Linked DNA regions of Homo sapiens: regions 1, 2 and 4 are each linked to region 3. The links are chromatin contacts, found by Hi-C or POLR2A ChIA-PET in ENCODE. All regions are on one chromosome and are shown on one strand. The core of a region is the stretch at or near the end of the contact, and the rest is flanking DNA. Distances in the headings are between cores, read along the strand shown.

Region 1 (5,499 bases), core at 945-3,444, 240 kb after region 3:
TTCAGATATCCAGTCTTTTTCAATGAAAAACGTTCATTTTTGGAATTACCTCTTTGCTTGCCTTCAATTCTCATCAATTCTACACCTTTGTTTGTACCCTAATTTGCCAGGATTACCTTAAATGAGCTCGTGTGTGTTGTCGCAGCCTGTGTATTTGGAGCTGTTTGGCATTCTCACATTCTTGGCACTACAGAGAACTGAGAGTCCACCGTTCTCCCTAAGAGCCACGCTATGCACAGCTTGGCTCCTAAGGAGTAGCCAGTTAAGTCCTTTAAGAACATGTCCTCGCCAAATCCTCCTAACAGCAGTTCAAGCCAGTGCCGTTACCCCGATCTAGAGGCGAGGACACAGGTACGAGAGCCAACACAGCTTGCCTAAGGCCACGGTGCTATGAAGTGGCAGATACGGACACGAGGGCCAAATGTACCCTTTTCAGGGAACTGAAACTCAAAAGGATGTTGGGATCATTCAGAGTGGAGTTAAATCACTCTTACATGCCTCAAAATGCCCTAAAAGCATCATTCGCGTTATAAACACTGCACAGTAACTGATACTCAGAATAAAAGACTAAGTTGTCATTCAAACACAAAAGCAAATTTATTACAATTAAGAAGGAAGAGCAGAGTAACACGGTTTTTAATAAAATTTCTATCCAAACTGTTCTAAAAGGCAAGTGAATTTCAATTCTTCTAGGCTTCCAGACAGGGTGTTTCTGTAGAATTTTTGCTTATAGACCATAAGCAGATATGCCTGTGATTATAATCTCATGAGCTCTTTTTTTCATTTCTTTTCTTCATTTAAAAAATCTCATTTGACTATTTTTTTTTTAAAAGAATTTTACTGTTTTAAAAAAAACCTGTAACAATGAATTGGGTAAAAAAGTAAAAAACTGCATCCTTGGGCCCTATCAAATATTTCCATTTTTTTTTGAATACAAGTTAATTTAACAACTTCTTCATCAACATATTTTAAAAATCTTATTTTCTGCTGCGTTGACAGGACTGTACCACGGGGAAACAAAAATGGGTGGAGGTGGTGGAAGAATATGCTTCATACCTTTACGTATTCTGATTTGTAACAGTAAAGTGTTATTACAAATGCCTCATACTTGTATAGATCATTTTAGCTTTTCCCATTATTTAATTAATATGTTATTGTGAATTTGAGACAATTTCCAAATATTTCAAGATAAATCCTCAATCATACCCCGGAGCAATATACATGGACATACTCATGCAAAACCCGTAGGAGAAGAGGAGAAAAGACCCAGGGCATCCAAAATGACAGAAAGAAGGTGGAGATAAGAATGTGCTATTCTGGCCAGGCGCGGTGGCTCACGTCTGTAATCCCAGCGCTTTGGGAGGCCGAGATGGGTGGATCATCTGAGGTCAGGAGTTCGAGACTAGCCTAGCCAACATGGTGAAACCCCATCTCTACTAAAAAATACAAAATAATTAGCTGGGTGTGGTGGCAGGTGCCTGTAATCCCAGCTACTTGGGAGGCTGAGGCAAGAGAATCGCTTGAACCCGGGAGGCTGAGGTTGCAGTGAACTGAGATCACACCACTGTATTCCCACCTGGGTGACAGAGCAAGACTCTGTCTCAAAAAAAAAAAAAAAAAGAAAAAGAAAATGAAAAAAAAGAAAAAAAAAGAATGTGCTATTCTTTAAAAAACGTATTTACTAAAGGGAAGCCTGTTATTAATCAGTGATAAATAGAGATGTTTAACAAAGATCTCCTTTAAAGTAGGCTGGGAGCATTCCTGTCTAGCTTTATACATGCTCCTGGTCCCAACAGTCAGGGAGGTACAGAAATTGAATGCGTTTCACTGGTCAGTGATATCTAGAGTGCAGGGTGAGCCTGGGGGTTACTCAAGATTGGAACGTAGGAAGAAAACAGCAGGGTGTCTATTTATACTTTCTTCTACAAAGAACAAGAAATTACAACATACTAATATTCAACAGACAAATTTACACGCAGTGGAGGTGTGTGCTGGAGGTTGTTTTTGCTGCCAGGCAAGCGTGGACAGAAGAGTTTGGAGACCACTACTGGGCAGTGAAGGCTTTTGTAAATGAGTCCTAAACGGCGAATACCACAGCCAACTTCACCGATGTTGCTAGCAACATGTACCTCAATTACAGAAGGGAGTGAGAGCTGTGACATACATGCTTAGCCACCAAATCATAGAATATGAGGAAGTAAGGCTGAATTACTAAATTGTCACTATGCACCAAGAGGCATCATGTAAACTGTGGATAGGAAACTGATTGAAAAAAAGAAGCCAAGCCCACATTTACATGAAAAGTCTTGGTGGTCAAAAGAAATGCTCCAAGACACCATAAAGGACCAACTTTCAGCATGGCAGCTGCAGAAAGACAGCAGAACCAGGACTTTCTGCTGCACAGATGTTGGGGCCTTCCAAATAAGCATTACCCCGATGGAGCAAGGAGACACAGCTGCAAAAACTACCAGCCTAGACAGTGACAACTCAAAAGATACCCCAGAATGTGCAGGCTCACAAGGGTGGGAAGTACTCCCTGGTCACTCACGTAATATTCACTAAGCAGCTGAAGCAGCCAAGTTTCAAACACAGAGACCACAGCGTCATCAGGTCAAGCAGCACCCTCAGCTTCCATGCACGTTTTTATTTTTTTTAACTAGAGACAGGGTCTCACTATGTTGCCCAGGCTGGAGTACAGTGGTATAATCCTGGCTCACTGCAACCTTGACCTTCCAGGCTCAAGCCATCCTCCTGCCCCAGCCCTCTGAGTAGCTGGGACTACAGGCATGCACCCACACCCAGCTAGTTTTTAAATTGTTTATAGAGACACAATCTCACTATGTTGGCCAAGGCTGGTCCTGAACTCCTGGGCTCAAGTGATCCTCCTGCCTCAGCCTCCCAAAAATGTTGGGATGACGGGTGTGAGCCACCATGCCAGCCCCAAGTGTATTCTTCCATGCAAGGTGCTCCCAGGGTCCTGGGGAGGTCTATGCAAGTCGCGAGCCCACAGACAAGAGATCTCACGCAAAACAGAAAGAAGCGCTCAAGCTCTCGGAAAGGCAGGAGCCAACATTTAGCGACGGTGCCATCTTGTCTTTCAAATGTATTTATTCTTAGTACAAAACGAGTAGGAACAAAGTTGAACTAACAACTTGGGGCAAATTTGGGATTCATCATTAATATGTACTAAATTCCACTCCCCTCTATGTCCCAGATGAGGAAACTTAGCAGAGGATGAGTTTCCCCCACCAAGTAAACAAAAGCTCAGCAGTTCTATTTTGTTTTTAAAGATAATATTCACATGCCACTTTTTGAAATGACCATTTCTCCATGACTTCTAGTGTCTCCTGTGTCCTAGAGCAGTGTCTGTGCAGGCAGGGCTCTCTCTCTTCTTGGCCACTGCCTCATCCTGCACCACCTGGAGTCTGAGTTTCTAGAGCCCTAGAAGACTTAATGTCTGGTTGATTCCTGCACCTGGTCCCTCCTCACGTTTTCACTGCTCATGGCCCTTTATATTTCCCATACAGATCTGGGGAGAACTTAAGAATTTGGCAGGATTGAGTCTTCCAATTCATGAACATGGACTGTTTCGCCAATTACTCAAGTTCTCTTTAAATGTCTCCCAATAAAGTCTTCTAATTTTCTTCTCAAAATGTGCAAAACATTAATTTTCAGATTTTATTCTTAGGTATTTGCTATGTTTTGATGTGATCGTCAATGGTATCTTTAAAAACACTTAATTTTCTAACTGCTGTTGCAATACAGAAAAAATGGTTTTTGAGTATCACTTTTACATGTAGCTATCTTGCTAAATCCCTCTGGTTTTCCTTTCATCTGCAAGTCCCCACATTGTTCTTCTCTTTCTTATCTACTGCGCTGACCAGGACCTCTGGGCAACGCTGAGAGGAGCAGTGAGAACGGCCCCTTGCACCCATCCCCGACTCAGAGGGGAGCTTTTACTAGCTAACCATTGATTTGATGCTTGCTCTAGCAGCCTGTGGATAACAGTTACCCGAGTAAGAAACTGACCTACGGATTCAATGCTATCCCAATCCATATTCCAACACACACTTCTGTGGAACTGAATACATGGATTCTAAAATGTATGTGGAAATGCAAGGGGTTAAGACTAACCAAGACACCCCTGAGAAGAACCAAGCTGGAGGACTTGCTGTTCCAGAAATCAAGACTTCCTGTAAAGCTTCATGAATGAAAACAGCCAGGCTCTGTGCTGTCACACAGGCTCATGCATAAATCGACACCTGACTTGTGACAGCAGAGGGTTGCAGAGGAGTGAGGAAAAGTCGGCCTTTCAACACGTTGTGTTGGGACAACTAGGTACACAGGGACAAAAAAGAAAGAAAAGAAAAGAAGAAAGAAAGAAAGGAAGCAACTGGATCAAATTATATACATATATCTACACTGAAATTAAACATTTTCCTTCATCAAGACATCCACAAGGATGAAAAGGCAAGGCACAGGATAGAACTATTTGAATACATATAACCAATAGACTCATATCCAGAATATATAAACATGTCCAATAACTCAGTAAGAAAACTTCAGAGTACAAATAGAAGAATAGGAAAAAGTCTTAATCAGGTTCTTCACAAAATAGATCCAAATGGCTAACCACGTATGAAGGGCTCGTCACTCTCATTAATAACCACCAGAGAAATGCAAATTAAAACCACTACGGACAACACCAAATAGTGCCTCAAGGAGCTGCTTTGTGGCTGGAGCCCGAACACCACCCATGGGCGGGGCAGTGCATTATCAGTGGTGTTGAGGATACACGAGGTTGACAGCCAGGACAGCACTCCTGGCATACCACCTCACGACACTCACATACACGTCCATCACAACCGAGGTAAAGGAATGTCCACAGCACAACGTCCTAACAGCTCAGACTAGAAACAACCAAATGCCCATCAGTGGTGGATTAGGTAAATGCAAATGCAGTCTATGTAACATTCCAAAGCGATAGAGATGAATGAAATACAGCTATACACAATATGGATATGCCTTACAAAATACTGTTGCATCAAAGGGGCAGATAAGGAGGATTTATTCAGTATAATTTCATTTATAGGAAGAAACAGGAATCCCTAAAACTATAAAAGACTTACAGGGGGCTTTTAGGGTGCCCAGCCTGAATGGTGGTTATGTGGGTATTTGCTTTATAATTATTCACTACACATTTGTTTCATATGCTTCTGTATGTGAGTTATATTTCAAATAACAAAGGCTAAAGATACATGCATATGGCTAAAAAATGAAAATGGAAAGAACCTAGTGAGACGTGAGTCTCCTTCCACACACCCACCCTCTGGCCTCCCTCTCTTCTCCCAACTCCCGCTGTTGCCAATCGGGGTGTCCCTGGGCTGCTCCAGGGGTACATTCGGCTGCACGATTGTCAGCCGTTTCCTGCGTGGTTTTAGATGCGTCAACACCGACGACCTCTAAACTCACCTGGATCTACCTGAGACCAGAAGACAT
Region 2 (5,236 bases), core at 1,625-4,124, 210 kb after region 3:
GGGGAGGGCAGAGCCTGGGCACGAACTCTGGGTGGCAGAGGAATCTGTGAACAGGACTATGCCTGGCAGGAGACTCTGGGAACAGCCTGTGACATCAGGGCCTGAGGAACCATGGCGCCTGGAAGGAAAGCACGGTCACTGCTTCCGAGGTTTCTGGGGCTGCCCATCAGGGATACAGAGGCCAGAGCAGGAGCCGTAGGGCCACGCCGCCCAGGAAGCTGCCAAGGGAGAGAGGGGTCAGCTCACCCAGAGACGAGGCTGTAGGTCTTGGGGGAGAGGAAACAGCCGTCCCTCTGGAAGAGGCCTGCTGCCCAAGAGTCACAGACATGCCACAGAGGAAGAGACCACCATTCTGGCCGAGGCCACAGGGAGCAACTGAGCAGAACAGGCAGCTGCCCTTCCCCTCTGCTCTGGGTTCTGCTCAAAGCCCCGGGGGAGGGCGGGCAAGAGGGGCTCGGAGCCACCCTTGCTTCCCCTCCTCTCCCACAGCATGTCCCTCCCTGGCCAGGCTGCCTGGGGTGCGGCTTAGATGCCATTTGCAGAGGGTCTGAGATGAAAGCTTTAACCTAGATTGGATTTCTGTGACCAGGGATGACTAAGAAGTTAACCAACTTGCCTAAGATGTTATTTAGGCACAGGAAAGTGTGATTTCACCCATCGTGGTTAAAGGCGATAACTGAAAAAAAGTAAAATGTCCCCGACTGTGCCAGCTGGCCGTATGTGTCAACCCGGCTAGGCCACAGTGCCCAGCTGTCCAAACACTGCTGTGGGTGTTCCTGTGAAGGCATTTTATAGATGTGGTTAACACCTATAATCAATGGACTTCAAGTAGCGATCACTCTTGAGAATGTGGGGGCTTCAACCAGTCAGCTGAGAGGCCTGTGAGACCCAAACTGCAGCTTCTCTGAGGAGAGTCCACCTGCGGCCTGCAGTGTCCACCACGGCCAAGTCTCGTGCCCGCTGCCTGTCCACGGAGTCCAGACCTGCCCGCTGGACTCACCCACTGCAGAAGGCAAGTCCTTGAGATCTCAATCTCTGTCTCTCCTGCTGTTTCTCTGCACAGCCCTGACTGAGGCACCCAGTCAGCTGAGATTCCTAAGTAAACTGGTGGTTTCTACTAGCAGGAAAGCTAGTGATTAGGGTTTCCAGTTGAAGCTCTCCCGCACAGTGACAGTCAGCCCAGCAGCTAGGCCCCGTCTCAAACACCTGCACACTCACTGAATCCTTGATGCTGAGCTGAGGGCCTGCAAGGTGACTCAGATGGCTTGCTCTGAACACAATGTCCTCTTTTCAGTGTCTGTCATGGACTCAATGCTTGTGGCCTCCCTTCCTCACATTCATGTTAAAGACCTAAACCCTGGTGTGGCTGGATTTGGAGATGGGTCCTCAGAGAAAATAATGAAGGGTGAATGAAGTCATAAGTGGGGCCTTGGCCCTCCAGGATTAGTGTCTTTGTAAGGAGGGATGGTAGAAGGCTCACACTCGCCTTCTCTGCACTTGCTCGGAGCAAAGGCCATGGGAGGGCACAGTGGCCGTCTGCAAGCCAGAAAAGGCCCTCAGCAGGGAACAAACCCTGCTACACCCTTGAGTTTAGACTTTCCAGCCTCTAGAATGGAGAGAAGACACATTTCTGTGGTTTAAGCCACCAGCCTGTGGTATTTTCTTACGGCAGCCTGAGCAGACTGATACAGCGTCCTTGACTGATGACCGACCTAGGTCCGGGAAGGTTCATTCCAGGCCAATTCTGATTGATTGAAAGTCATTTCTCATGTGTAAGGAAAAAAACTTGCACTCCTAACTTCTACACACCTTTCTTACCACATTACATTGCATTAATTTAGTGCATATCTCTAGAAAAGGTTAAGTAAAAAGTAATACTGGGGCGGGGGGAAGGAACAGAGGGCCAACGGTCTATCACCTCAAATTCTTCTTGGGTTTCTGACCTAGCAACATTTCTTAACACAAAAGCTGCAGGGGCGAATCAGGGGCAGGAGCCCCAGGTACAGAAACCTGGGGTGCTGATGTCTGTGTGCAAATGTCACTGCCATGCTACCTGGATGCATGGATCCGGTCTGAGGAAACAGAGAAGACATCAACGTTATGCAGTGAACACCAAAGAAGCTCTGAGGTCTAAGGAGTCCCGGGTCTTCTGGGCAGCACACAGGGTCACTGTGATCTCTCAAATGAGACCTACGGATCCAGCGCACACCCAGAGGCACAGACGCAGAATCACGCTGCCCAACAAAGGCAGCACAGCCTCATGGAAACAGTCTCTCTACACCCTCTTCCCACCTAGAAGAAGGACCTCAGACCAAACAGCCTGCCTGAGCCTCAATTTTCTCCTCCATTGGAAAGGGTAAAGGCCAGGCGCGGTGACTCATGCCTGTAATCCCAGCACTTTGGGAGGCCGAGGCGGGTGGATCACTTGAGGTCAAGAGTTCAAGAGCAGCCTAGCCAACATGGTGAAACCCCATCTCCACTAAAAATACAAAACTTAGCTGGGTGTGGTGGTGGGTGCCTGTAATCCCAGCTACTCGGGAGGCTGAGGCAGGAGAATCACTTGAATCTGGGAGGTGGAAGTTGCAGTGAACCGAGATTGCACCACTGCACTCCAGCCTGGGCAATAGAGTGAGACTCCATCTCAAAAAAAAAAAAAAAAAAAAAAAAAAGCGTAAATCCTTTTTTTATTTTTTGCATTGGGCTGTGGTGAGAATCACAGAAAACACATGCAACAGCACTTACTAAATGGGAAAACATTATGCACGAACAGTTAGCATTACACAGCACTTCCCAAACGTTTCTGACTGTTTGACCTCCACATGAAAATAATGGCACGCACGTGAGTGCATACGTATGTCTGCATGTGATTCACACGGCCCCATCTGTGCCAGGACCGTCTCTGGTTAATATCAGGAAGCACCTGCTTCTGCTGCCTCCCTGACACTTCCACTTTCAGTACTTACATCAGTCCTGCAGATGTTCTCCAAATTGCTAAATTTATTAAATTAGATGTAAACTAGAATGGCCCAAGAAGCAACTTTACGGAAAATTCTTACAATTCAGCAATATCATGCAGCCTTTCTGTATGTGTTATCATTCATTACCAATGAGTGAATATTTATGCCGTAACATAACTGCAGCAGTGTAACATATAAAAATTTTAAGACATGAAGGGATACATTAAAAAAAAAAACCGCTGACAGTCTAACTTTAGAGGCAACAGGAAAGAAAGGTTTGATTATTTACAGTTCTCTGTTCAAAACCACAAGGGTTATTCTGTTATTTATTCTCTGTTTTATTCATGTCAACAGGATTTATAACAGATGAATCCATCAAAGGCCAAATTACAGTTACTGCAGAACACTTCCTCCTGTGATGGAACTGTTAGGTTCTACGAGTCATATTGCTAAGAGATACATTTCTGGGAAGGGCAGAAAGTGTTAAGCCCCTTCGCAATATATATATATTTAAGTACAAAATTGTCATTTGTTTGCAAATGATATAGCTGGAAAACAGAAGCAACAGACAGACCATCACAACTAGACTACCACATGCAAATATCAAAAATATGAAACCAACAGCAACCACCTTTCCACTAACAATTAAGCAAATACAAAAAAGAAACAGAGACGAAGACTCCAGCTACCCAGACACAAAAACTACAAAGTGCCTGGGAATTACTGACCTAGTTACAAGGCCTTGATGGAGAAAGCAGAAAACTCTAATAAAAGGCACTGAAGAATGCCCGAAAAAACGGAGGAACCTTTGATGTGGAATGAGATCATATTACAAAGATGGAACTTCGCAGAGCAATGTATAAAGCAGACACAATCTTAAACTGAATTTTTGATGAACTCAATGAACTTAACCTAAAATTTAGGTAGAATAGTAAAAATCGTAGTAGCAGTCTTAAAGGGAGATACTACCCCTTTCCCCATTTGTAAAGTGAGTTTGAATCTGCTTTCATGGCACCAGAACTCAGCTATCATCTAGAGAACATAAATGCACAGCAATCCCAGCACCTACCACTGTGCCTGGCACCTAGGAGGTCCTCAAACACTTGCTGAGAGTAAATGGATCCTGGGAAAAGCACGCATCAGTCACCTTATTAACTGCAACACCAATTAATTACCTGGAAACTGTGAAAAATGTCTCATTAAACCTTTACGTCTCAGCTGCAAAATAATTACAGTCCTAATTGGGCCCCTAATTTTAAGCTCTTCTATGATGCTGTACATTTTCTTTGGAATATTTATCTCAAGTATGACTGGGTGGCCGGGAAGTCCTTGGTTTAATATCTTCCTGCTGGCCCTGGCACACAATGAGTGCTCGGCAGTGAAGAGAGGTAAGGGAGAGCAGAGCCTTCTTCCCACAAATCTACCTCGCGCTTCCTCCACAGCAAGAGCTGCTTTCAAAGAATCGATTTCACCTCCAAATAGATGCCATGATGTGACAGTCAAGAAAAGAACCACAACATTGAAAATTCTTACTTTGAATAACTTGCTATTTTTACAATCTATTCAAATATGTTCCTAAATAGCAGTTAAAGATATGGAAATAAAAACTTACGGGCTAGGCGCGGTGGCTCACCCCTGTAATCCCAGCACTTTGGGAGGCTGAGGCGGGCAGGTCACCTGAGGTTAGGAGCTCAAGACCAGCCTGGCCAACATGGCAAAACCCTGTCTCTACTAAAAATACAAAAATTAGCCAAGTATGGTGGCACAGGCCTGTAATCCCAGCTACTCTGGAGGCTGGGGCAGGAGAATCGCTTGAACTTGGGAGGTGGAGGTTGCAGTGAGCTGAGATCGTGCCACTGCACTCCAGCCTGGGCGACAGAGCAAGACTCTGTCTCAAATTAAAAAAAAAACAAACAACTTACAAACCTTTGTAGAATACTTAATAAAGGAAATTTAGTCTAAACTTTTCAAACAATGAATATTTTAATTTTCTACAGTTTCATAACAAGATCATCTTCAGATAAGCATGAAAATAAATCATTTACAGTTATGTGCATGAGTTTATATTTTTTGAGTTTAGAATATTTATACATAAGAAATAATTCATAATACTTATAATTCAATTCAACTAGTGTCATTTAAAGATAACACTGGATTTGGAAGTGCTCTTAAGTTATTTACTCTGGGCCAAAGATTAGTTTCGTATAGATTCTGAATGATGTATTCCCAATGTTTTTATTACGAAAAATTTCAATGCAATAAAGTTGAAAGAATTTTAT
Region 3 (5,171 bases), core at 1,396-3,895:
TGAGGCTCAGCATCCAGGTCTGGAGCTGAGTCCTGGCCGGGCTCTTCCGTGAGTCATCTGCACACAAGTTCTATTAGTGAGAGTGCTGGACAAGATTTCCTGGGGGCAAAGACCCACCTCCAAGAGCTCCGTGATGTGCCAGGGAGAGGGGCATGAGTCTGAGAAGAGAGAAGGAACAGCCAGGGGCTGGCGTGTTGATGGTAGAAACCATTACAGAGTTCGCACCTGGTGGGTAACTGTGGAATGTCACCTGGAGACAGGACAAAAATGTCCTGTTTATTAACCGAGGGGGGAGAGCTGGAAAGACAAGAAGTTGTGGAAGGAAGAAGGGACATTAAAGATGGGGCCTGACGGGAAACAGTGGTTCCCAGTGATGCCCAGACCCAGGGAGGGGCTTTGGAGCAGGTTCACTGGAGAAATGGGGGTAAATGAAGGTCCCCAAAACAAAGGACAAAGAATGTCAGAGCTGGCCGGGCGCCGTGGCTCACGCCTGTAATCCCAGCACTTTGGGAGGCCGAGGCGGGCGGATCACCTGAGGTCACGGGTTCGAGACCAGCCTGGCCAACATGGTGAAACCCCGTCTCTACTAAAAATACAAAAATTAGCCGGGCGTAGTGGTGGGTGCCTGTAATCCCAGCTACTCGGGAGGCTAAGGCAGGAGAATCGCTTGAACCCAGGAGGTAGAGGTTGCAGTGAGCAGGTTGCAGTGAGCAGAGATTGTGCCATTGCCCTCGAGCCTGGGGGACCAAGAGTGAGACTTTGTCTAAAAAAAAAAAAAAAAGAAAAGAAAAAAAAGAACGTCAGAGTTAGGGCCCTGGATGGCTCCTCTATATCTCAAACCCCCTGGGCAATGGCAGAAACTGCGGTAGGAAAAGTTCCTACAAGTGAGGAGAGCGGGGACAGTGGCTGGTGGTGACAGGAAGGAAACAGGCAAAGGCGGCAGTCGCCAGGGAAGACCTTGCGCCCCTTCAGCGACCCGCTCACCGCTCTTCCTGCTTCCGGATTCCTCCCCGCCAGTCCAGGCTGCAGCTGTAGGAAAGCCTGGGCCGGGGGCGCGCCCCCAGGCTGCGCAACAGCTACCACAGGACCAGGCACACACCCGGTCACCACCGCTGGGGCCCGCGCCACGTGGCTGCTAGTTTCCTTCCACTTCCCCCGCTTTGTAATGCCAGGCAAGACGCTTTATGTTGATTTCACACGCTCTTAAGGGGGTCCCAGGCCGCAGTCTGAAAACCCCTGCTCCTGAGCAAGTTGCGTTTCCCTAAAGACCAGGAAGCGGAGGTAGTTCCATCGTTTCTTTACACGGCAAGGAGCTTTCAGATTATTCCGAGGGCCTGGCTATGAGTCTAGGCAGGAGGCGGCCCAATCATGGGAGGCGCCAGAGACAAAGAGGAAGAGGACATGGACTAGGCAGGGAAGCCAGGTCGAAGGAACCCCAATGCCTCCAAGGTTCCCACAGCTGGCCTTGGCCAAAATATCCGAAAATTCCCATGTAGAAACTGGCTTTTCCAGCCTGGGCAACATGGTGAAACCCCGACTCTACAAATAAATACAAAAACTAGACAGGTGTGGTGTCCGCGCCTGTGGTCCTCTGCCCACGCTCGTCCCAGCTACTGGGAAAGCTGAGGCGGGAGGATCACCTGAGCCCGGGAGGGTCGAGGCTGCAGTGAGCCGAGATTCCGCCGCGGCACCCCAGCCTGGGCGACAAAGCGAGAGCCTGTCCAAAAAAAAAAAAAAGAAAAAAAAAAAAAAAAAAACCTTTTAGGGCAAGTTAATCACCAAAGTGTTAGATACTTAATTTGGAGACCGCAAATCGGTCGGCAAAACGATGGGCTTTTCAAAATCATGCCGGGTGTAGCTGGGTAAGCATGAATTTGTTCACCAAGTCCCCGATTCCCAAGCTAAGGGACCCTTAAGTATGAAGCACATGGCTTTCGGGGAACCCAAAAGTAGGGAGCGCTCCCGAGCCAGCGGTGGGTCTGGAGAATCCCCGAGCGCGCAGGCCGCGGGACAGCCTCCCCAGTGCGCAGCAGCCTGAGGCTAACAGCCCCCAGAGGGCAGAGCCCCGCGATCCCGGCGCCGCTTGCGGCTGGATTCTTTGGCAGCGGGCGCGGCGCCAGTCAGGACGACGGCTCCGGAAGTCTCCCGGGCGCGTGAGACCCGGGCCGCTCTCCGTCCACGCACGACCCTCCCTCCAGGCGCGCCTCCCACCCCGGCCCCGCGTTCCGCTCAGCCCGGGTGACCAACTACACCTCACTTCAAAGGCCCCCACGCCCGGGCGTGCCCTCCGCCCGCCCGCGGCAGGTGGGGGTGCAGGGCGGAGGGCGCGGGCGGCCCCAGAAGGCGCCCGGACCTTCCCGAGAATTCCGGGCCGCGCAGGCGCATTGAGGCCGGCGCGGGGGCGTGCGAGAGGCGCGCGGCGGCGATTGAGGGAAGGTTGCCCGGGCCGGGCCACGAGCAGGGCCTGCGCGCGCCCGCAGGAAGGCGCGGGGGCGGGGTGCCGCGGCAACGGCGCATGCGTAGGCGCGCGGCCGCGGCGGCGGCTGGGGAGGGTTCTTCCGGAAGGTTCGGGAGGCTTCTGGAAAAAGCGCCGCGCGCTGGGCGGGCCCGTCGCTATATAAGGCAGGCGCGGGGGTGGCGCGTCAGTTGCTTCAGCGTCCCGGTGTGGCTGTGCCGTTGGTCCTGTGCGGTCACTTAGCCAAGGTGACGGGTGGTTGTGGGGGCCTGTGGAGGTGGACTGGGGACCGGGACTGGGGGCGGCTGGCGCGGGGCGGAGGCTGTGGGGGCCGGACCAGATCCCTGAAGCAGCCAGGGCCGCGCTCCCGGGCGGCCGCGCTTTCTATTCCGGAGGCCTCGGGACCGCTGCGGTTTCCGCACCCCGCTTCAGGAATGGGCCGGGCGGCCGCGGGCTCCCCGAGGCTCTGCAGCAGCGCCAGAGCTGGCGCCGCACGCGAACAGAGCGGCCCCGCCGCGGGGGTCCCCCGCCCGGCCCCGCTGGGGGCGCAGGCGGAGGAGGCCGCCGTGGCGGAGCCGCAGCCCGCGCGGGAGGGCACCCGGGGTGTTCGTTGGGGACCGCGGCGGGGGACTGGGCCCGGGCCTGCGGCGGCCTCCCGGAAGCGCGCACACGCTCGTGGTAGTTGCCGCGCTCCGAAATGAGGTCATCCTTTGTCAGCCGCCCTTCTATTTTCGGTTTACTTAAACTTCGCAAATCTCCAATTCGGCTTTAAAAATATTTGGAGAACGCGATGGAATTTCGTGTTGCCTCTGTAGACGTCCTGCAAGGTTTTAAACCGGCGCGGTGTCGTTCCAGATGCCTGAGGAAACCCAGACCCAAGACCAACCGATGGAGGAGGAGGAGGTTGAGACGTTCGCCTTTCAGGCAGAAATTGCCCAGTTGATGTCATTGATCATCAATACTTTCTACTCGAACAAAGAGATCTTTCTGAGAGAGCTCATTTCAAATTCATCAGATGTAAGTCACTTATTAACCCAGAATCGGATTTTGGTTTCAGTGTGAACTTCTTGGGGGTGCTGTATGCTTAAATTAATATTTTTTGTTAACAGGCATTGGACAAAATCCGGTATGAAAGCTTGACAGATCCCAGTAAATTAGACTCTGGGAAAGAGCTGCATATTAACCTTATACCGAACAAACAAGATCGAACTCTCACTATTGTGGATACTGGAATTGGAATGACCAAGGCTGACTTGATCAATAACCTTGGTACTATCGCCAAGTCTGGGACCAAAGCGTTCATGGAAGCTTTGCAGGCTGGTGCAGATATCTCTATGATTGGCCAGTTCGGTGTTGGTTTTTATTCTGCTTATTTGGTTGCTGAGAAAGTAACTGTGATCACCAAACATAACGATGATGAGCAGTACGCTTGGGAGTCCTCAGCAGGGGGATCATTCACAGTGAGGACAGACACAGGTAGGCACCTGAACATTCACTGGTTAAGTGAGCGGTGGAAGGGTGGGGTGCTGCAACCCTTGGACCCCTGGGGATGCGGTGAAGCTTACAGAATTTGTGTTTGCCCAACGATCAGGAACAAGCTAGAGCACTTAATTAGTGTAATGGCATGACTTGGTGGGCGGTTCTTTTGGGCGAGGCACCTTGCCCAAAAGGTTCTGCTGTGGTGGCCTTTGCATCTGTAGTAACGGCAAACCTTGCTTTATAGACACGTTATAAGGGTGTTAGGCATGGCGTTGAGCACTAAATTGAATGTATTAAGTCAATTTTTCTTTCTTCTCTTGCAGGTGAACCTATGGGTCGTGGAACAAAAGTTATCCTACACCTGAAAGAAGACCAAACTGAGTACTTGGAGGAACGAAGAATAAAGGAGATTGTGAAGAAACATTCTCAGTTTATTGGATATCCCATTACTCTTTTTGTAAGTTTTTATGTAATTGCAGAGTGAATTTCTGTCTGTAGGTGATTGGGGTGACTGTACTACATCCTTAGTCCCTAGATCTGTTCAACTAGTCTGAAGCCTGGGGAACCTAAGCTCTACTACCTAACTCTGTAAAAGTTCCTCGGGCTATTAAGTGGATGTATCAAATATTGATGAAAAGCTGGGTGCTTCTCAAGTTGGCTAATTTAGACTTGGGCCTTAGGTTGAAAATAGTGGTGCAGCGCTGTCGCTTAGTTCTGGAGTGCAGCAGTGATGTGATTTCGTGTTTTCTTTTGAAGGTGGAGAAGGAACGTGATAAAGAAGTAAGCGATGATGAGGCTGAAGAAAAGGAAGACAAAGAAGAAGAAAAAGAAAAAGAAGAGAAAGAGTCGGAAGACAAACCTGAAATTGAAGATGTTGGTTCTGATGAGGAAGAAGAAAAGAAGGATGGTGACAAGAAGAAGAAGAAGAAGATTAAGGAAAAGTACATCGATCAAGAAGAGCTCAACAAAACAAAGCCCATCTGGACCAGAAATCCCGACGATATTACTAATGAGGAGTACGGAGAATTCTATAAGAGCTTGACCAATGACTGGGAAGATCACTTGGCAGTGAAGGTGAGTGACTGATGGGTGCTTCAAGCTTGTCCTTAGATTATCATCTTTCTCCACCACCCCAAATATCTTCTATAATGCATTGTTCATTGGTACTTAGTGTATCTGTTTTATTACAGCATTTTTCAGTTGAAGGACAGTTGGAATTCAGAGCCCTTCTATTTGT
Region 4 (5,622 bases), core at 2,876-5,375, 130 kb before region 3:
GAGACCAGCCTAGGCAACATAAGGAGACCCCATCTCTACAAAATATCAAAAAATTACCCAGGTATGGTGGCACACACGTGTGATTCCAGCTACTCGGGAGGCTGAGATGGGAGGATCACTTGAACCCAGGAGGTTGGGGCTACAATGAGCTATGATCGCACCACTTCATTCCAGCCTGGATGACAGGTAAGACTCTGTCTTAAACAGAAAATAATTCTAGATTTATTTTCAAAAGTAGTTCCTTCTGCCTTCCAAATACACCCGCAGTTCACTGTAGCTGTTTTGGGCCCTCCTGGGTTTGGCTTCCTGTATAACTGACAGCACCTAGCAATCAACACTTTAAGATGACAGAAATACCAAAGTACCTAAAACATGCTAATATCTTATTTTAATACAGAGGTCACTCTGCATGTGTCTAATTCATCCATTCTGATTCTTTCATTTAGAACAGCAAGTCTTAGTGTCTTTTATTATTTCTCTTTCTAGAAGACTCACTCCATAGTTCATGGCCCCGTGATCCAGAGTCCCTGCTGGCGCCTTCGAGTGGGGCAGGCTGAGAACTCAAGCTGTAACTAATGTCTCCTCCGAAGAAAACTAAACCGAGGGCTGAGCTGATGTGAAGTTTTCCGTGGCTGCATTCATACAAATGGTGAAAATGTAGCATACCTCCCCTCAAAAGCCTGAAAGTAAAGACATGCCCCCAATTTAATGTGATGAATTAGAGAAATAGGTTTCAGACACTTCATGGTTTAAAGTCTCACAAAATAAAGCTTTCGAAGGATCCAGTTGTATATGATTTTTTAAAAAAATAAATAAACATTCTTCTGCTTGGTAGCTGCACATTCTGTTGGGATTCCAGTAACTCGCTGAGCAGGTGTGGGATGCCCTAAACTCAGATGCTCACGAGCTGGTTTCAACCAAGTAAGAAAAATCTCAGGTAAGGCCGGGCGCAGTGGCTCACGCCTGTAATCCCAGCACTTTGGGAGGCCAAGGCAGGCGGATCACGAGGTCAGGAGATCGAGACCATCCTGGCTAACATGGTGAAACCCCATCTCTACTAAAAATACAAAAATTAGCCGGGCGTGGTGGCGGGCGCCTGTAGTCCCAGCTACTCGGGAGGCTGAGGCGGGAGAATGGCGTGAACCCGGGAGGCGGAGCTTGCAGTGAGCCGAGATTGCGCCACTGCACTCCAGCCTGGACAACAGAGGGAGACTCCATCTCAAAAAAAAAAAAAAAAAAAAAATCTCAGGTAAACAGTGTGATTAGCTAGTTCATGTCCCATGTTCATACTCACTGTAGAAACTGTGTTATGTGTGGTCACAGGCTTTCAATGACGAAAGGAGGACTCGGAGTTGTATGGAAACGTGATCCTGAAGCCCTGTGCAGACGTGCAGCTGCCCACAGTGGCCACAGACAGCTGAGGCTGTGAGGCGACCACAGAGCCCACGCCCTCCTGAGCCATATTCTTGAACAGCCCATCTCAAGTGTGACTGGTGAGGGGGCTTCAAGTAACATGGGGTGAAAAAGACAAAACAATTCCATACCAACCAGTTCAACCCAAATGTACAGGACAAACTAAGCCAATTTAACAGAAGATAAACAAGCGGTATATTCAAGATAGTTTTAATATTAACTTTTGTGAATTAGAAATATCACTCTTAAATGATGAAAATTACTAGTGAAGTAACTATTTTCCCCAATTGCAGAATTACAATATTTATACATATAATACAGAGTTGATTGCATTGGAAACAACAGTTTATTTTACGTAAAATAAACGTCAACGGGTAAAAAGGGCATCTTCACGCCGCACCTCAGAGGGCCATGAGTCCTTACACCCATCTGCAAAGTAACTTTCCACCAGCATTCAACTATTTTTAAGTGCAAACAATTTTTTAAAATCTGTGATTGCAGCGTCTGTCTTCCTGAATTACATTACGTCAGAAAGTAACAGTTTTCTCTATGAGTGCATTCAAGGTTGTCTTCTGACCACCTAAGGTATAGAAAAATCAGTGCAAAAACAGTGAAGCACTATAACAGCTGAATTTCAGGGGATTTCTTGTCCAAGAAACATTTTATTTTACACTATGTATATATGTATATATTATATATATATGAAATTTAATTACATTGAATTTTAGAGTAAAAAGCAAGAAAACTCCATTTCTTATTTTTTACTGCAGCCCCAAAAGACCGGTTTAAAATGGAAACAACTTCTTTGGGTGAGCAGCGGGAGCACGGCGCCGCAGAGTGAGCCGGTCACCGTCCACACGGCTATCGCCGACGTCCACCGCCTGAGGTCCGCCGGCTGGCACGGCTCAGGCGCAGCTCGGAGCTCCTCCTCGTCACTCCCTCGAGTCCAAGTCCCGGGAGACTGTGCGCGCAGCAGTGAGGTCGCTACACTACAGTTCCACCTGGAGAACTGGCCTGGCTTGGGGATGACAATGAGCCCTGCAAACAAAGCAGTCTACATTAATCCAGCAAAACACCGGACGGGCAACAGCCACCATGCGCGCCCTCCGCCAGCAGCTCCACGTGGTCAAAACTGGTGCTGTTGATGTGGAAGCCAGTGTGGGAGCAAACCCTCCACTTCATCTATTTAATTCCTATCCAGATCACTGCGTTCCATTCCTAGAGAATTGGAACCCTGCTGGGTGCAATACTGTGGCCTCAATACCGTCCAAGAGAAGGGCGGGCAGGGCTGGCCTTGCCCTTGGGGGAGACAGTGGTTTCTCAGCACCTGAGAACAGGTTCTTTGGAGCTTTGCTGACCCAAAGGTGCAGGTGCCTCGTGGGAGGTGTTCAGCGCCTTCAGCCAGGGTTGAGCCCAGGGCACCGCAGTTCTGGACCGCACACCCAGTCCCTCGGAGCCAGGGGTTGTCTCCAAGGATAGAGTTCAGTGGCACCTTTGAAAGGGCATTCTCTGCTGGGGGGTTCTTGCTTTGTTGGGTGGTGTGACCGTGGCACCCCCTGGCTGTAGCTGTCCACATGTGTAGGCCCCACAGGTAGAGACAGCAGGGCCCAGGCCGAGGTCGGGGGAGCCCCAGAACAAAGTAGTCTTGCCGTGAGGCTGCAGCTGGGTGTGGAGAAGGGATGTGGGGGCCAACCCACCAGGGCCAGCAGGAAGAATGGTGGGGGGCATCTGGCTCTTTAGGGCGGCTCCTGCTGAGAGGCTCACTGTCGGGGGCGGGGGCGGGGAATCTCACCCAGATTTTACAATACTGGTGTGACCTTGGGTAAACCTAAGAGGGTTTAACCTCCTACACAGCAAAGAGTACTTCCATTTCTTTGCATTTACTATTGAGCAGCAATTACATTACATCAAAGTGTGGCGTTCATTTATGAAGAACATTAAGATGGCGACAGTGCAGCCCCAAAGGTGCACATTTTCAGCTCTGGGAATACAACTTAGCTGTCATGGAAGAAGGCTTCAGCTGATGAGTACTGTTTACAAATGACAAGCCTTTAACTCAAGCTGACATTGCTACCTTCTCACATATTGGACTTGTGTGGACACAAATGAAGGTGACAATCGGAAACTGCCCTTCAGCCTCGCCCACGCCCTGCTGCCGGAAGCCTGGAAGCAAGCTGTCCCGCTCAAGTCATTTCATCCCGTTTCTTACCTTCCACCTGAAATCTGTTCACCTAGACAAGCTCAGGAAGCAAACGGAATGTGGCAGCTGCCCCTGCTCAGAGTCTATAGGAGTGCTTTTCCTCTGGGACCCCTGAAAAGGGACAGAACCCTGTTTGTACTTGTGGAGGACCCCGCAAACGCCCCATACTTCTGGCTCAAACACATCAAGCCTGTGGAGGAAAGCTGGGCAGCAGGTTCCTGACCCCACTTCTGCCGCAGACAGTCTGGAGGAAGGAAGCCTCTCACACAGGACACTCTGCCTTCATCACCACGCGCACCCTAAGAAAGTGCTTTCCACAAGCTATGTGGTGTCCAGGAAGTGACAAATCTCCAGAACCAGGAGGCACCTCCCTTCCCCCCGGCAACAGAAAAGTCATCTACTCCTGGCAGAGGGAGAAAGTGGTGGTGACCCAGCCTGGGGACAGACGGAGAGGGGCCACCCTCATCTGGCAGCCACAGAGTCTCCCTCCCCTTTCACGGAGTGCCAGGTGGAGGTGAGTGCTGCTCCAGGTAGGAGGCAGCCCCACCCACAGGAAGGTGGTGTCTCTACCAGTCCTGTGTTAAGTTTAGCTTCCCGGGAGCACGTTTAACAACTTAAAAACAAGTGACAGCCAGCCCTGTGGGAGGCTGAGGTGGGGAGATTACTTGAGCCCAGGAGTCTGAGACCAGCCTGGCCAACATGGTGAAACTCCATCTCTACTAATACAAAATTAGCCGGGTGTGGTGGCGCACGGCTGTCATCCCAGCTACTCAGGAGGCTGTGTGGCAGGAGGATGGCTTGAGCCCAGGAGATGCAGGGTGCAATGAGCCGCGATCCACTGCACTCCAGCCTGGGGGATAGAGCAAGACCCTGTCTCAAAAAATGAAAAGATAGATAATAAAAACAAGTGACATTAATTTTAATATTTTCTTTTTTTTTTTTTTTTTTGAGACGGAGTCTCACTTTGTTGTCCAGGCTGGAGTGCAGTGGCACGATCTTGGCTCACTGCAAGCTCCACCTCCTGGGTTCAAGTGATTCTCCTGCCTCAGCCTCCCAAGTACCTTGGACTACAGGCGCCTGCCACCACGCCCAGCTAACTTTTTGTAGTTTTAGTAGAGATGGGGTTTCACTGTTAGGATGGTCTTGAAGACCTCCTGACCTCGTGATCCACCTGCCTTGGCCTCCCAAAGTGCTGGGATTACAGGCGTGAGCCACCGCACCTGGCCAATTTTAATATTTTAACTGAAGATGTTTCATATAATATTCAGCAATATAAAAATTACTAATGACTTTTTTGGTAAGAAGCCTTTGAGGTGTGCTGTGTGGTTGACACGTTATGGCACTTTTCAGGTTGGACTGGCCCCAATTTACATACTTAGTGGCTGCAGGTGGCTTCTGACGGCCATGAGGGACAGCACCCTTCCTTAGACTTCCTCTCACTGAGTGTGAGGCCCCAGAGGACTCGGCTGCTTTCCATCACTCCCAGGGGAGGGCGGCTGCTGAGACGCAGAGGTGGCGCAGCCACCAGGCTGCCAGAGCCTGATGTTGAGGGACACGCTGCTTCCGCCAGCTGGTCCCTACAAAGCCGCACCCCTAGAAAGCGACCCAACGCGAGGGCTGCAGGCTTCCTATTCTCCCATTAGCACAAAACAAATGCACACTCATTCTCCAGTTTCTGCTGGCTAACGCCTTGATGCCAATTGTGGTGGCAGCTAGGAGCCAACTAGAACCACCTTCATGCCCTCCACTGTCCCACTCTCCACTGGGCCCAGCTTCCAGAGAGATCTTGAATCAACCGCCCTCAAACCTGTCCTCCTCTCGTCTTCTGTAGTCCATACTGGCATAACGGAACTGGGGGTTCCCGTTAGCAGGCTTCGCCCTTTTGATGGCAGCCCTGGTTAACAGTTCTTTTAGAATGCATCGCCATGCAGAGAATGTGCCCATGATCAAAACTCAGGGTCCCCATGCTGCAGCACTCAGGAAGCACGTTGGCCACCGGTGAAAAACCC

What was found. A loop is a pair of places that touch in the nucleus more often than their neighbours do. ChIA-PET counts read pairs that join two places held with the same protein, here RNA polymerase II (POLR2A). Pooled maps may share reads with other maps.
Region 1: a loop to region 3 is called in a map with no recorded cell type, with 1.9 times the contacts of the local background. The contact joins the enhancer-like site here to the promoter of HSP90AA1 in region 3. A Hi-C loop is called at or near these places in 4 of 37 single-sample maps with no recorded cell type and 3 of 50 pooled maps. POLR2A ChIA-PET finds 5 or more read pairs at or near these places in 6 of 52 experiments (BJ, GM10248, WTC11 and 3 more).
Region 2: a map of B cell shows a loop between it and region 3 (6-fold over the local background). The contact joins the enhancer-like site here to the promoter of HSP90AA1 in region 3. A Hi-C loop is called at or near these places in 1 of 168 maps with a recorded cell type or tissue (B cell), 4 of 37 single-sample maps with no recorded cell type and 9 of 50 pooled maps. POLR2A ChIA-PET finds 5 or more read pairs at or near these places in 5 of 52 experiments (BJ, GM12878, WTC11 and 1 more).
Region 4: a loop to region 3 is called in a map of heart left ventricle, with 2.4 times the contacts of the local background. The contact joins the enhancer-like site here to the promoter of HSP90AA1 in region 3. A Hi-C loop is called at or near these places in 6 of 168 maps with a recorded cell type or tissue (PC-9, dorsolateral prefrontal cortex, head of caudate nucleus and 1 more) and 7 of 50 pooled maps. POLR2A ChIA-PET finds 5 or more read pairs at or near these places in 9 of 52 experiments (A549, A673, OCI-LY7 and 6 more).

Annotation. Positions count from the first base shown.
Region 1 is chr14:101,848,591-101,854,089 of GRCh38, reverse strand. All of the region lies in intron 3 of PPP2R5C (protein phosphatase 2 regulatory subunit B'gamma), which reads right to left. Among named protein-coding and RNA genes, the nearest start is that of PPP2R5C, 90 kb to the right of the region's middle. RefSeq lists an enhancer at 1,931-2,040. Within about 2 kb of position 2,194, at least 3 of the 41 ENCODE cell types and tissues checked have a DNase peak (open chromatin) inside an H3K27ac peak, as active enhancers do.
Region 2 is chr14:101,874,374-101,879,609 of GRCh38, reverse strand. The region is part of intron 4 of PPP2R5C (protein phosphatase 2 regulatory subunit B'gamma); the gene reads right to left. Among named protein-coding and RNA genes, the nearest start is that of DYNC1H1, 88 kb to the left of the region's middle. RefSeq lists enhancers at 752-901, 3,120-3,189 and a silencer at 3,510-3,579. Within about 2 kb of position 2,874, at least 18 of the 41 ENCODE cell types and tissues checked have a DNase peak (open chromatin) inside an H3K27ac peak, as active enhancers do; they include B cell and GM12878, where a contact is called at or near this core.
Region 3 is chr14:102,084,518-102,089,688 of GRCh38, reverse strand. It overlaps HSP90AA1 (heat shock protein 90 alpha family class A member 1), which reads left to right and starts at 2,645. Exons shown (of 11, transcript NM_005348.4): 1 at 2,645-2,703; 2 at 3,311-3,472; 3 at 3,565-3,931; 4 at 4,258-4,391; 5 at 4,691-5,008; 6 at 5,125-5,171. The coding sequence starts at 3,311. RefSeq lists silencers at 2,088-2,137, 2,198-2,727, 2,768-3,057 and an enhancer at 4,770-5,171.
Region 4 is chr14:102,219,659-102,225,280 of GRCh38, reverse strand. It overlaps a transcript of WDR20 not described here and a transcript of MOK not described here. Among named protein-coding and RNA genes, the nearest start is that of WDR20, 83 kb to the right of the region's middle. Within about 2 kb of position 4,125, at least 3 of the 41 ENCODE cell types and tissues checked have a DNase peak (open chromatin) inside an H3K27ac peak, as active enhancers do; they include PC-3 and PC-9, where a contact is called at or near this core.